Linked DNA regions of Homo sapiens: region 2 is linked to region 1. Evidence: chromatin loops called from intact Hi-C (ENCODE). Cell type or tissue: mesothelial cell of epicardium. All regions are shown on one strand.

Region 1 (4,000 bases):
AAAAAATCAAGACCATGCTGCTTGGTTCCTTCAGGCCCTGGGGAGTCTGTGTCTCAGCTCAAGTGGCCAGCTGGACAAGATGGGTGTCACCCTGGCCAGCCCCTGGACCAGCCTGCCTCAATCTCTGGCAGGCTGATGCCGTGGGTTCAGCCTACAGAGTCTCCTCCCTGGACATCTCTCTGGAGATTCAGGGTTGGCCAGGGCCTTGTGTGATAAGAATCACTGAATGTCAGTGCCCAGAGGAATCTTTGAGATGGAGAATGGAGCAAGGCATGAGACAAAGACACTTGGCCAGGTTCACACTGCTGTGTGGCTGCAATATGCTGGGCACAGAAACAGACGCAGGGAACCTTGGCTTAAGAGCTCCCACCACTGCTGCTGTATGCCACACTGCTTCCTGCCTGGTCCATCAATGTCCCCAGCAGGTGACCTTGGACAGCATCCCAGGAGCCAAATGTGGTCCCAGGGTCAGACTGACATGACAGGGAAGATCTATAGGTCTGGTGGAAGCTGCTTGGTGGCATCTCGCCCAGGAGTATCTAAGAATATAAAAGGGTTAGATTTGGGGATATGTATTTTAGCAGATTCTGAAACTTGCCTCTTGTATTTTTGTATACCTATACTCTGCTTCATGAGCTCAGATATAAAATCTAGGTCTGTCTTCTCTCCTAGTGCCTCTGTTGCTTGAAGATACAGAACTTCCTTCAAAGAAATAGGTGAATGGCCCATGCAGTAAATGCCCCCAGGACTGAGGTGATAAGCTCCTGGCTTTTCAGTAGACCTTCTGCTTGGCCATGCTTTGCAGGCTTCTGATCACTAGTCCAGGTGACTGGTTGAGGATGAAAAAGTCACCTCTTAGCCTCCTCCATTACTCCTCCATGACTCCTCCATGCTGTTTTCCTCAAGAAGGAAGCTCTGACCTGCTGGGGTACTCGTGGCTTACCAACACCAAGCCCTCTGTTTCACTTTTCTCCTTGCAGGGGCCTTTCTCTGCAGCGGTCCTTCTCCTTGTCCGTTGGCCTGAAGCCTGACCTTTGGTAAGGTCTTCGGCCAGAATGGTATCATGAGAAAGATAGGCATGAGGTGTAGTTGAATACTGTACTGAAACTGAAAAACAGAATGGTTGCATAGGTATTTTAAGTCCAGTTTCTTTTTTCTTTTTTTTTTTGTTTTTGAGATGGAGTCTCGCTTTGTCGCCCAGGATGGAGTGCAGTTGTGCGATCTTGGCTCACTGCTACCTCTGCTTCCTGGGTTCAAGCGATCCTCTTGCCTCAGCCTCCCGAGTAGCTTGGATTACAGGTGCACACCACCACACGTGGCTAATCTTTTGTATTTTTAGTAGAGATGGGGCTTCACCATGTTGACCAGGCTGGTCTTGAACTCCTGACCTCAAGTGATCCATCCACCTTGGCCTCCCAAAGTGCTGGGATTACAGGTGTGAACCATTGTGCCAGGCCTTCTTGAAGTCCAGTTTCTACTGACCATGTATCACTTTCTCACCATCATAAAATAAAATAATCAGTACGTCAAACTATCGTATATTGGAGACCATCTACATCATATACGTAGACATATCACATACATATACATACATATACATATATGATGCACATGTATACATCATATGCAGTGATGTACTTATTTCTTGATCCAAGTGTTGGTTAAATGGGGATATTCAGTTTGTAAAAAATTAGCAAACTATAAACTATAATCTTGTTATAATGTGAAAAAAAAAGAAAGGCATGAGGGAGGCAGAGCACCGGCCTTGGAGTCAGAACATCTGGGTTTGAAATCCTGACTCTACTGAATATTTGCTGAGCCAAGTTACTTCACTTTCTCATCTTCCCTACCTGTTGCCCTGCTGTATGGGGCTGATTACACCTCCTTCATGCCCTTGCTCATTAGGAGAGCTAAATGCCAGGCGGCAGGGGGACGAGGTGGTGTGCAAAAGCTTGGGTCACAGAGCAGATGATCAGGAGGTCAATGCCTGGTGCATTAGGCCACCCCAGCACTTCTTGCAAGAAAGAACACAGGAGAGCAGCAAGCCAGAGAGAGCTGAGCTTTTGCTGGAGTCATGTGACAGGCAGGACAGTGACTGAGGATTTAACGAAAGGACAATTTGAGCACCTCCAGTTCCAATGCCAATGAGTGCCTCTCCCTGTGTCCCCAGGACCGGGATGGTGCTAGCTGTTTGTGAAGTGCAACTTGTCCCCAGTAAGCATCTGTTTTGCTTCTCTCAGCACCAGCCCTTCAGGAAATTCTTGGCAGGCCCCCTGTGTGCTCCAAAGCGACGCCTTCCCAGCTCACTTTGGCTGCCAGCAGCCTTCCAGCAGGGGCTTCTTGCTCTGAATCCTAACACGAGCTTCAGCAGGGGCTTTAGTTGCTGCACTCAGCAGGGGACAGGAAGGGATGGTGGTGGACGGAGGGTGATGAGGCAGGGGGCCTTGTTCAGGGTTTCTGGGATGCTGCGGCAGACAGGGTCTGTCTGTGCATGTCTGCGGAGGCTGGCTCATCAGCCTGCAGGCCGGCCTAGTGCCTCATTTCTCAGTCAATGCCCCCAGCACTTGGTGAGCTGGGTCGACAGCGGGTGCAGCCACTGAGACAAGCAGCCAGATAGCTACTGGTCATGTTGCTTCAAGAAAAGGAAGTTAGGCCAGCCACAGTGGCTCACTCCTGTAACCTCAACGCTTTGGGAGGCAGAGGCAGGAGGATCGCTAGAGGCCAGGAATTTGAGACCAGCCTGAGCAAGACCCCGACTCTAAAAATTTTTTTTCTAAAAAATCGGCTAGGACTAAACATGTATCCCAGCTACTTGGGAGGCTGAGTGGGAGGATCACTTGAGCCTTGGCGTTTGAGGCTGCAGTGAATTCTAGCCTGGGTGACAGATTGACATCCTGTGTCTAAGAAAAGGAAAAAGAAAAGACTGTTAAGAATCTCAGTGATGCAGAGGCTTATAATGGGCGCTTGGGCCTTGCCTCTTCTTTATTCATGTGCTCACATGTAGTCATTCCCTGCCAGCCTCTAGTTCAGCCCCTGGGCACTCAGTCAGGGACAGGAAGCATGGCCCCTGCCTCTCTGATGCCCTTTGCAAAGACCCTGTCATGTCTCTGCCTGGATGACAGCCACAGCAGGGCAAGCCACGTGGTGGAGCAGGAAAACCCTGCAGCCAGACTGCCTTGGCTCAGCTCTCAGCTCGACCACTCCTTTGGGTTCTGATTTAGGGCAAGAAACTTACCTTCTCTGTGCTGCGACCAGCCTGATCAACATAGTGAAACCCCGTCTCTACTAAAAATACAAAAAATTAGCTGGGCGTGGTGTCGGGTGCCTGTAATCCCAGCTACTCGGGGCGATGAGGCAGGAGAATCGCTTGAACCTGAGAGGCAGAGGTTGCAGTGACTGAGATTGCGCCATTGCACTCCAGCCTGGGCAAAAAGAGTGAAACTACGTCTCAAAAAAATAAATAAATAAAGGAGGGTGGGGGATGACAGCAGTCCCTAATTTATATAGTTGGCATGAAGTTCAATAGGTTAATGAGTGCAAAGAGTGTGAAATAGGGCCTGGAATCTAGTCCATAAGTAACAAAATCATAATGACTCGGTTGTGCTACCTCTTGAGTCACCTTCTTCTAGGCTATCTCCATCACACAACCTTAGCGATCTTTCTAGGTCAGTCTGATCATAGTAAAGTCATTCAGAGGCTCCGTTGAAAGTTCAAACCTTTCCATGACCTTCAGACCCCTGCTTTCCTCCTCTTGATCACCTTTCCAAATGGCCATGCCCACTTTTCTCCTCTCTACCTTACAGACACTGCAGATGGCCTGCCATTTGCTAAACTTGCCACAGCTTCTCATCCTCTGCTGATCCTGGGGGACCTCTCCTCTCTCCTCCTTACCTCCCTGGAGTCCTACATGGGTTCTTCAAGAGGCCCTTCAATTTGTATTTGAAGGTAGAGAATCCTTCCTTGATTTCTCCTTCTCTAGCCAAAGCCAGCCCCTCCTGTG
Region 2 (4,000 bases), 830 kb after region 1:
GGAAACCTTGAGGGCTTCTGTCTCGCCAAGTCTTCCCAGCAGCCCAGCTCAAAATTATTCAAAGATTGGTAGGAGGAAGAGAAAGTAACATTTAAAGTACCATTTATTGAGCTACTGCTTCATGCCATGCATTGCAGCTGGGTATTTTATGATCCTCATGAGAATCCAACCCATTCTATAGATTAGGAAACTGACGCTCAAAGAGATTTATTCACTTGTCCAAAGTAGCTCAACCCTTTGTATAACAAGGCAAGGGATGAGTGAAGACATGGCTCTGAGTGGATGGATGTGTGGGCCCTTGAGTCTGAAGAGAAGAAGGAAGAATCAAGAGACTGGGGGAGGAGGGTTGTGGACCTGGGCCTGCCCCAACTCCAAATATGGTGCTCCTTCTCCTCCTCCATGGTTGTGCCTTCTTCTCTTCCTCCTTCCCTGGGATCAGACTCATTGTGAATGTGCCTCTTGCCTGTTCCCAGGGCCCATCTGGCACACAGGGGCAGGGAGGAAGGCTCAGGCCAACAGACCCCTGCCCTCTTGCCCCTGTGAGCTGCCCAGGTCAGCATGCATGGCAGAGCAAGGGCTCGGAGGTGAGGGTTCAGGCCCTGGAAATGGGTCTCTGCCTGCAGGCCCCTAGCCCCTCCTTGCCTCCACCATTTCAGTGTTCCCTGAGTCAGGGCCAGCTAGCTTCTGGTATGGGGCTAGTCTCAGGCTATGTAGAGCCCAGTGCTGGAAACCAGAATTGGGGGTAGCCTAGGACAGGGACCTGAGCTTGGGCTTCAAGATCAGGCTGACGTGGGCCTGGTTTAGCTCTGCAGCTTCCATGCTATATGTATCCCCGGCCTCATCTCCCAGCCTCTCATGAAATGATAGGTACCAAGTATGTAGCATAAACTGCCATCTCATGAGGGCTCTGCATGTAATAGTTCTGATTATTTTGAAGTCCTGCTTTACAGTCCAGGCTCTGAGACCTACTTGCTATGTGACTGTATGCAAATCACTCTCTCCACTGAGCTTGGGGTCCCACAGATCTAGAATCCAGCTCTCCTGGCTGGAGCAGCAGCAATTCTGTTTCCATGGTAACCCAGCTGTCTCTCCAGGGACCATCTGGATCTCCTCACCCTGACAAGGTGCGGCCCAGGCAACCAGGTGTTTGTGTTTTGCAGTGGAAGCTCTGCAAGGTGGTAATTCCCCTCACTGGGGACAGGGCGGTGGCCAGGCAGATGGCTGGAGGGAAGCAGAGCCTCCTTGCCGGCTGCCTGTGCTGTTCTGAGCCCAGAGAGACACAGAACCCAGAGCTCGGGAAGTCTGGCCACGGCTTTCCTTGAAGAGTTATTAACAGATGCTTCATTATATTCCTAGGAAAGCTTCCTGGCTTGTTGAGGCTGGCCAGGTGAGAAACACTGCCTGGGGCTGGACTCCTGTAGGGAATTCCAGAGGACCCAGTCTCACCTGTTTGGGATGAAGAGACACTATTGTCTCTGCAGGAAACAGGAATTACTGGGGGGAAACATTAGCAGTCTGCCTTTCAAACAGGCACATAATTATAATGACGGCAGAAACTCAGCGCACAGGATAAGCTAAATTCACCCCTTCAACGTAAGCTCATGGGTAGCTATTATGTTTAGACTCTGTGATCCGTACTTAGGGAACCCTGTACTCCCAAAGGAGCTCACAGACCCAGACCTGGCAGGGACATGCTTAGGAAAAGATGGTGTCAACAGACCCACAACACAGAACCACACTGTGGGGTGGGGAAGCAGAGAGGCGGGACCAGCCACTTCCAGCAGGAAGTTTCCAACCTGGACTGGGTTGGGACGGTGAGGGGATAGTCATCTGCCATCAGTTTACATAGGTGAGCCCCTTGACTTACAACAGCCCGCAACAGGGATCCCCTGTGCTTCTTTCCCAGGTGAGGAAACTGAGGCTCAGAGAGGTTAAGTCCCTTGCCCAGGGTCACACAGCTAGGGAGGGACTGAGCCAGGATCAGAACTGACTCGTTGCACCCTGTGTGGGGACGCTGCCCTCCTCCGTAGGTTGCCCTGGGAGGCTCCGGCCGAGCAAAACAGTTCTCTGCCTCTGTCCTTTTGGCTCTTTCTCTCTCTCCCCGCCCCCCTTTCTCCTTCCTCTCTTTCACTCTCCCCGTCTCCTTTCTCCTCCTTTCCCTCTCTCCCCCACTTCCTTTGTCTCTCCCCTTTCCCCTTGGGACCACTGCTCCGTGCACCACAGGTCCTGCTGCTCGGCTCTGCCAGGGTCATCTGCAGCGTCTGCTCTAGGTGGCCGGCTATCTGCTCACAGGCTGCTGCCCTGCTCCAGCCCTGGGCCACGCCCCCAGAAATGCCTGCTGTTGTTTAGCTCTGCCCCCTCCTGAGGACCCTCAGCCAAGGAAGTGACATCATTGCATACATTCCCATTTCCTCCAGGCTCCGTGTGGTCTTGAGCCCACTCTCAGATGTGCGCCCCAGATGTTTAGAATCACTTCCTCCCAATTAAGCGTCTGCCGGGAGTCGAGGGGCCCGCCTGTGTGCAGGGTCCATGTCTGTTCAAAAGGGTCTCAGAAGAGAGAAAATGGGAACTCCTCCCTGCACAGACGGCGGGAAAGTGGTTCACTGTTGAGCTCCCTGGGGAAGCCGGGAAGCCAGCACTCTGAAGCATGCTGGATGCGGTGGAGGTGGTGCCTGTGCTTGATTGTCCGCCCGTGTGGAAGCGCGAGGATGTGCAGGTGGCCCAGTGGTCTCCAGGGAGAGATTTGAGTGTCAGGGCCTCTGTGCCTAGTTCTCCTCCCTCTCCAAATGGAAAGAGAACTGTGGGAGGAGAAAAACAAAAGAGAAGAAAGACACAGCCCCTCTAAAGAAGGAGGGCACAGGTGCCAAGGTGGCCCCATGGGTCAAGGCCCAGGGTGTGGACCCCTCCTCCGAGGGCACTCATGCCCTGCTCGGGCTAGGCTAGGTTTTAGGGTTCCGGTCCTGTGCCTCCTCCTGGGGTGCCTTTGCTCTGTGTCAGAGTCACATGTCCACACAGCTAGGCAGATGACACAAAGATGGCATCTCACTGAAGATACAGAAGTGATCAGGGGCACCAGAGTGCCCAGCCCCACCAAGGGGACAGCTGCTACACAGGGGCCACCTGAGGCCATGCGTGACACACACCCAGAACTGCCAGCACTTGTGATTCCACAAGAAGCTTGGAGTTATTGTTTTTGTTTTTGTTTTGAAACGGAGTTTCACTCTTGTCATCCAGGCTGGAGTGCAATGGCGCGATCTCAGCTCACTGCAACCTCTGCCTCCCAGGTTCAAGCGATCCTCTTGCCTCAGCCTCCCCAACAGCTGGGGTTGCAGGCAACCACCACCATGGCTAATGTTTGTATTTTTAGTAGAGATGGGGTTTCACTGTGTTGACCAAGCTGGTCTTGAACTCCTGAACTCAGGTGATCTGCCCGCCTCGGCCTCCCAAAGTGCTAAGATTATAGGTGTGAGCCACCATGCCCAGCCTAGGAAGCCTGGTGGGGGGTTTTGTTTGTTTGTTTTTTGTTTTTTTTTGTTTTGAGACGGAGTCTCGCTCTGTCACCCATGCTGGAGTGCAGTGGCACGATCTTGGCTCACTGCAACCTCCGCCTCTCGTGTTCAAGTAATTCTCCTATCTCCGCCTCCCAAGTAGCTGGAATTACAAGCACACGCCACCACGCCTGGCTAAAATACAATTTTTAGTAGAGATGGGGTTCCACAAAGTTGGCCAGGCTGGTCTCGAACTCCTGACCTCAGGTGATCCACCTGCCTCAGCCTCCCAAAGTGCTGGGATTACAGGCATGAGCCACCGTGCCCGGTCATGCCTGGTGTTTTTAATGCTATTGACCACTCCTGTGCAGCTAGTCCAGTGAGACTGAGGCTGGCTCTTGGGTGGCCAGTGGAGGCACTGGGCTGAAATCATTTGAGGAACAATGGACCCATGAATGATGGGAGGAGGGTCAGTTTTTGGAGAATCTAGTGGAGGTTGGCCACCTTGAGCT

The links. Peaks named below come from ENCODE experiments on the same cell type or tissue, not always from the same donor. Only the 100,000 strongest peaks of a DNase experiment are listed, where the experiment ranks them.
Region 2: it touches region 1 in a loop (18-fold over the local background); 1 of 110 quality-filtered maps calls a loop at or near these places.

Annotation. Positions count from the first base shown.
Region 1 is chr10:78,399,747-78,403,746 of GRCh38, forward strand. No RefSeq gene overlaps it. Among named protein-coding and RNA genes, the nearest start is that of LINC00595, 130 kb to the left of the region's middle. In mesothelial cell of epicardium, no CTCF peak of the experiment used is centred here; a DNase peak (open chromatin) is centred at 2,299.
Region 2 is chr10:79,228,059-79,232,058 of GRCh38, forward strand. The region is part of intron 7 of ZMIZ1 (zinc finger MIZ-type containing 1); the gene reads left to right. Among named protein-coding and RNA genes, the nearest start is that of PPIF, 120 kb to the right of the region's middle. RefSeq lists an enhancer at 2,174-2,468. In mesothelial cell of epicardium, no CTCF peak of the experiment used is centred here; a DNase peak (open chromatin) is centred at 2,337.